2 separate regions of the Homo sapiens genome follow, and region 1 is linked to region 2. Evidence: chromatin contacts called from ENCODE Hi-C or POLR2A ChIA-PET data. All regions are on one chromosome and are shown on one strand. Each heading gives the region's core, a stretch centred on a gene start or an enhancer-like site at or near the end of the contact. The rest is flanking DNA. Distances are from core to core; before and after follow the strand shown.

Region 1 (3,567 bases), core at 473-2,972, 75 kb before region 2:
AGGAAAGCAAAGTTTCTTGCCTGTGGCCATAAAACTGGAAGGGATGGACTCTCAATGGAGCTTCAGCACAAAATCATATGTCTCCAAAACGTGAGACCAGGCCCAGGTATCCCTGAAGCTTGTGGAGCTGAGCAACCAAAGAGGCCTTTGTGGGCAGAAGTGTCGCTGCCTTAGGAGCCCTGTCTTCGATGCCCCTGTATAGGACCTGGGCCGGAAAGGGGCTTCATGAGCAAGTGCAAAACTCCAAACAGCATGGAACTAAAGTCCGAAAAGAAACTCACTGGAGGTGGCGAAGCCCTGGAACCCATGTGGGCACACTGAAGCTCTGAATGGGACAGCTGTCCCTGGGGCCTGCTCAGTGTGTACTCACCTCCTTTCACAAGTAAGGAAACAGGATGAGGGGGAAGAGGGCACAAGGACACAGAGATAAGCAAGAGCCAGAGGGAGACTTGAAAACAAGGACAGTCGTACCAGTAACAGCAAGAGTAATAATTATGTGACGATGACACTTATTGTTTGCTATGTACCCAGAAGCATGCTAAGCACTTCATGAATTCTCTCATCTGAGCCCCACATCAGCCCTGTAAAGTAGATACTATTATTATCCCCATTCTACAGATGAGGAAACTGAAGCCAGAGGCCAGCCCAAGGTCACACGTGAATGTATGCAGATCCGGGACTTGAACCCAGGCAATCTGGCTCTGGAACCAGCTTTCTGCTGCCTCCTGTTATCACCATAACTGTCAGTTCCTAAATGTGTTATGACGTGCTGGGCCCCACACACACTTTTATTCCATCCTCGCAACACAGCTAGATAGGAATCAAGATCCTGTTTTCCAGGTGAAGAAACTGAAGTGCAGCGAAATTAAGTAAATTGCTCAAAATCTCAAAGAGGTTGACAGGAGACCGTGCTGGGATTGGAACCCAGGACTTTCCAACACCAGTCTATGTTCCCTTAACCACTCCATGCCAGGCAGTGCTGGGCTGGAAACTCAAGAGGAAGAAGGTTTCCCCAGCAGAGCCACCAAACACCCTCCACATCAAGAACCACAACACAGCTAGTCAGGTGACACCAGATTCCTGGACAGTTGCCTGCTGCCCTCAACCCCGTCAGGGCCCTGGGCTGTCCAGATGCTCCACCAACCACATTCACAGCAGTGTCCAGCAACCAGCACCCCTGTGCAATCCTCTCCAGCCATGTTGCATCACTCACCACAAAGGGCCCACTCCTCCTGTCTTTGCAGAAGCTGTGGCTTCTCCAGGGAACCGAGGCCACAGGGGACACCTGCTGGAGCGGTCGCTCCTTCTCCTGGGGGGCATCCTCCTTCTCCAGGTCCCGTGGCAGCACCTGAAACACAGAGCACAAGAAAAGGACTTTACTGGGAGCCTTCTCATTTACAGGAAAAAATATATTATGCCAAGAGTCCATTCTGTACCAAAAAGGGCAAAGAAGAAAATTAAACCCCCAGAAATCCCCCACTTTAATGATCAGAGGTAACATGTAGGGCGGTAGCTCTGGGTTCCAGTGGCCCAGCCTCAGCCATTTAATAACTGTGTGACCTCAGGTGGGTGCCTCAACCTCTCTGAGCCTCAACTATCTGGGAAAGGAACCCCATGATGACAGCACCCAGCTTCTAGGCGCTAAGAAACAGCACATGGAATGTACATGATGCAGTATAGCCACCAGGGGGCAGACGTGCACAAGTCCTGGGCACCTGGCTTGGCTTACCCTAGCCTCCTCCATCCCTGGCACCTGGGGAGCCCTCCATAAATGCTGGCTGGCCTCATTACTGCCAGTGGTCATTCTTGGTGACCTTATTTTAATCATCTCTTTATGCACCCAAACACACATGCATAGACACAGAGAAACGGTGCATGAACAGCACAGCACCTCCAGTACATCTACTTGGAATCCTGCTGTTTTTTTCCACTTAGTTATATATAGGGGAAACATTCACAGGCCAGGACTCCAGGATGCATATTTTATATGCTTCACACTCTCCCTGCGTGGACAAGGAAACAAAGGCCCAGAGATGGGAGGGAGCTGCTTAAGAACACACAGCACCAGGAAGAGGAAGACTGGATTTCTAATCCCTTCCCTCACAGCCTCTTTTCTGGATGCCTTCAGAGACCCTCTGGTTTTCCTCCTAACCCCCTGGCTCTTTTTGATCAGTGTCCCCACATGTCCCAGGCCAGCCGCAGAGCCATTTCTCCTTTTGCTACATCATTCCCTCTGGGATCTCTCTTCACGCCCCCCATGGCTTTAAATAAATCCCATCTACACCCAGATGCCTGCCAATTCTGTTTCTCAGTGTTGGAACTCCAGACTCGGAGATCCCACTGCTCACTCAACATCTCTTGGAAGCTCACACTCATCTCAGATCCACGTGCTCAAAACATGCGTCTTGATTCCATCTCTCCACAGTTGCTCCTCCCACACCTTGCCCATCCATCCCCCAGCTGGGGAGGCCAAGACCTTCGGGTTGCCCTCCATTCTCCTCCCCATTCTCTCCCACTTTTCTCCACTGCATCAGCAAAGCTGAGACTCTACCTGCAAAACATGCTGCAAATCTGACATACTATATACCAAAATCAACTTGAAATAGATCAAAGACCTAAATGTAAGAGCTAAAGCTAGAAAACTCTTAGAAGAAAATAGAGGTGTAAATCTTCAAGAGCTAGGCTTAGGCAGTGATTTCTTAAATATGATACCAAAGGCATAAACAACAAAAGAACAATAAATAAAATAGACTTCTTCAAAATTAAAAACTTTTGTGCTTTAAAGGGTACCATTAAGAAAGGGAAGGCCAGGCGCAGTAGCTCATGCCTGTAATCCCACCACTTCGGGAGGCCGACGCAGGTGGATCACCTGAGGTCAGGAGTTTGAGACCAGCCTCGCCAACATGGTGAAACCCCGTCTCTACTACAAATACGAAAATTAGCCAGGCATGGTGGCGAGCGCCTGTAATCCCAGCTACTTGGAAGGCTGAGGCAGGAGAATTGCTTGAACCCAGGAGGTGGAGATTGCAGTGAGCCGACATCACACCACTGCACTTCAGCCTGGGCAATAGAGTGAGACTCCATCCATCTCAAAAAAAAAAAAAAAAAAAGGAAAAGAGGCCAGGCATGGTGGTGGTGGCGGCTCACGCCTGTAATCCTAGCACTTTGGGAGGCCAAGGCAGGTTGATCACTTGAGGTCAGGAGTTCAAGACCAGCCTGGGCAACACGGTGAAACCCCATTTCTACTAAAAATATAAAAATCAGCTGGGCAAGGTGGCACATGCCTGTAATCCTTGCAACTCGGGAGGCTGAGGCAGGCGAATTGCTTGAATCCAGGAGGTGGAGGTTGCAGTGAGCCGAGATCATGCCACTGCACTCCAGCCTGGGCAACAGAGCAAGACTCTGTCTCAAAAAAAAAAAAAAAAAGAAAAGAAAAAAAATTAGCCAGGTGTGGTGGCATGTGCTTGTAGTCCCAGCTGCTTGGGAGGCTGAGGTGGGAGGACTGCTCGAGCCCAGGAGGTTGAGGCCGCAGTGAGCCATGATCTCACTACTACACTCCAGCCTGAG
Region 2 (3,400 bases), core at 592-3,091:
TCCTGCTGGTGAGTCAGCAGCATCCCCAAGTGCAAAGGGAGGCCAGGGGAATAGAATGAAATTGGCAGGGAATTTGGATCCCCCGCTCTGCACCATCCTTGGCTATATTTCCTTGGTGGAGTCAATTCCCTCTCTGAGCCTCAGTTTTCTCATCTGGAAAAAGAGATCAATACTGCCTGTCTGATGGGATCCTCCTGAGGTTGAACCCTATGAAATTCTGGTATCTGCCATTCTTGACCTACGAAAATGGCAATTTCATATATTTCAATATGTGCATGGGTACAGCACATAGGTGACAGCAATAAGCACTGGTCACAGCCAGGCGCAGTGGCTCACAGCTGTAATTTCAGCACTTGAACTCAGAAGCCTGAGCAACAGAGCGAAACTCCATCTCTACTGAAAATCAAAAAAATTAGCCAGGCATGGTGGCACACACCTGCACCCCAGCTACTTAGGAGGCTGAAGCAGGAGGCTTGCTTGAGCCCAGGAGGTCGAAGGTGCAGTGAGCTAGGATTGCACCACTGCACTCAAGCCTGGGTGACACAGTGGGATGCTGTCTTGAAAAAAAAACTGAAAAAAAAAAAAAGAATCACTGATACTTGTTATGACATGAATGACCTCAAAAACATTCTGCTAAGTTAAATATGCCAGTCACAAAAGGTCACATATTGTATGATCTAATTTACATGAAATGTCCAGAACGGGCAAATCCATAGAGAAAGTAGATTAGTGGCTGTGTAAGGCCGAGGAGGAAACTGGTGAAGGGGCACCACTAATGGGTATGGGGTTTCCTTTTGGAGGTGATGAAAATGTTCCAAAATCAGTCATGGTTGAGAGTTGCACATATCTATGAATATACTAAAAACCACTGAACTGTGCACTTTAAAGAGGTGAGCTGGGCTGGGCTGGATGTGGTGGCTCACGCCTGTAATCCCAGCACTTTGGGAGGCCGAGGCGGATGGATCACCTGAAGTCAGGAGTTTGAGACCAGCCTGACCAGTGTGGTGAAACTCCACCTCTACTAAAAATACAAAAATTAGCCAGGCGAGGATGGCGTGCACTTGTAGTCCCAGCTACTCGGGAGGCTGAGACAGGAGAATTGCTTGAAGCCGGAAAGTTGAGGTTGCAGTGAGCCGAGATCACGCCATTACACTCCAGCCTGGGCAACAGAGCAAGACACCCGTCTCAAAAAAAAAAAAAAAAAAAAAAAAGAGGTGAGCTGGATGATAAGTGAATTATATCTCAATAAGGCTGTACTGGAAAAGACAGAAGAGTTCAAGAAAAATGTTTGAAAAACAGCCCAGGTGGTATACACATATCAAGAAAATCCCGAAGTGATACAAGAATGACTGGAGTTTGGAGTTTAAACACGGAGCTCATGCATTAGCTTTACCTAGGTTCAAATCCCAGCTCCACCACCTCCTAGCCGACTGACCATGGGCTAATGACTTAAGCTCTCTCCACCTCACTTTCCTCATCTGGAAATAAGAATAGTTCCTGCCTCATGGTGTCACCATGAGAACTAAAGGACCTAACACAGTACCTGGCATGTCCTAATGGGTTAACAAACGGTAGCATTGGTACCTGTCACCATCATCACATCACACACTAAAGCTCATGGAGGGGGTGAGACCTGCCCAATGTCACAAGGCTGGGAAAAGTCAGGCTGGAAACCTGAACTTCAGTCCTCAGCTTACCCAGAAGTTCTATCTCCCACGCAGCTGAGAGGCCTCACCCAAACCTGCCCCACCCAGACCCAAGTCCGGCTGATAAATCCTTTCCTGAAAGGGAGCAGAGCCTGCAAATCAGCCAATCATTTGCTGAGGGCCTGCCAGGTGACAGGGCCTCCCAGAGCTGGTGAAAGTCCCGTTGTGCAAACCACCAAAGGAGGTGCAGCTGGGCAGAGGGTGGGCAGAGCCAGGCCCGGGTCTACACGGCACATTCAGCACCGGCTTGCTACTATTATTATTAATATACAGTCATCACTATTATTCAGCATCATTATTATTTTCACCCAGATTTTTGGGAGGACCTTATTAGTCATTCATTTGACAAATATTTATTAAGTGTCCCTACTATGTGCCAGAAACTGTACTTGGGACATGGCAGGGAGCAAAGTCCCTGCCCTCCTGGAGCTTCATATTTCCATAGTAGAGACAGATATTATTAGATAAACAAATATATAAATAATTATATGCAATAACCAGGCATGGTGGCTCATGCCTGTAATCCTAGCACTTTGGGAGGCCGAGGCAGGCAGGTCACTTGAGGTCAGGACTTAGAGACCAGCTTGGCCTAGTAGAGACAATCCTGTCTCTATTAAAAATACAAAAAAATTAGCCGGGCATGGTGGCACATGCCTGTATCCCAGCTACTTGGGAGGCTGAGGCAGAATTGCTTGAACCGGGAGGTGGAGGTTGCAGTGAGCCGAGATCACGCCATTGCACTCCAGCCTGGGCAACACAGCGAGACTCCGTCTCAAAAAAAAAAAAAAAAAAAAAAAAAAACCATCATATGCAGTTTGGGGTCTGTACTGAGAGGAGCGAGAGCAGGGAATGGGCGGGTCATGGGGAGGACTGTCCTTTCCTGTGTGCCACCACCCTCCCCACCTGCACAGATGTAGCTTCCTCACTGGCCTCCGGGCCTCCACTTCTGCCCCTGAGCACAAGTCCATTCCCTTTTCAGCAGTCAGGGTTTTTTAAAAGCCCAAACCGAGTCCTGCCATGAAGGGCAACTGCAGTTAAAATGAACCCCACATTGCCCTGCACTAGCCTGGCCCCCTGAACCTCTCCCCCTTGCTCCCTGTGCCTTCAGGTCTTCCAGCACAATGCCCAGCTTGCTCCTGCCTGGGGGCCTTTGCACTTGCCGGTCCTGCTACCTACAACACTCTCCCCGTGGGCTCTTCAGATGGCCCCTTTGTCTCCTTCAGGTCTCAGCACATAGGTCACTTCCTCCCAGAGCCCTCCCCTAGCCACCCCATCGAAAGCAGACACCGTCTTCCACATTACCTTCTTTTATTTTCACCATCGCTCTTAATCATTATCTGAAGTTCTGGTTTATGAACGGACTTTTGTGCCTGCTTCTCCCCACTAGAATGTCAGGACTACGAAGGCACTGAACCCTGCTGCATCCTTGGTGCCCAGAACAGTGCCTGGCACAGAGTAGGTACTTAACAAATATTGTTAGATGAGATGGATGGATGGATGAAAGAAAGAGCTGGAAGGAAGGAAGGAAGGGAGGGAGGGAAGGAGGGAGGGAAAGAAAGAAATAAAGAATAAGTGGATGGAATGGAAGGTAGTAGATGGAAAGAAGGAAGAAAGTACAGGTATGTGGATGGAAGGAAAGATGAATGAAATGATAGATGAATACACACATGGATGCATGGATGCATATATGGATG

What was found. Hi-C counts contacts between places; a loop is a spot of excess contacts on that map. ChIA-PET counts read pairs that join two places held with the same protein, here RNA polymerase II (POLR2A). Pooled maps may share reads with other maps.
Region 1: a pooled map shows a loop between it and region 2 (1.9-fold over the local background). The contact joins two enhancer-like sites. A Hi-C loop is called at or near these places in 1 of 168 maps with a recorded cell type or tissue (endothelial cell of umbilical vein) and 3 of 50 pooled maps. POLR2A ChIA-PET finds 5 or more read pairs at or near these places in 8 of 52 experiments (A549, OCI-LY7, Panc1 and 3 more).

The regions. Positions count from the first base shown.
Region 1 is chr22:25,047,011-25,050,577 of GRCh38, reverse strand. KIAA1671 reads right to left here. Exons shown (of 13, transcript NM_001145206.2): 6 at 1,214-1,348. Among named protein-coding and RNA genes, the nearest start is that of KIAA1671-AS1, 64 kb to the left of the region's middle. Within about 2 kb of position 1,722, at least 3 of the 41 ENCODE cell types and tissues checked have a DNase peak (open chromatin) inside an H3K27ac peak, as active enhancers do.
Region 2 is chr22:24,972,497-24,975,896 of GRCh38, reverse strand. All of the region lies in intron 1 of KIAA1671, which reads right to left. Among named protein-coding and RNA genes, the nearest start is that of KIAA1671, 21 kb to the right of the region's middle. Within about 2 kb of position 1,841, at least 3 of the 41 ENCODE cell types and tissues checked have a DNase peak (open chromatin) inside an H3K27ac peak, as active enhancers do.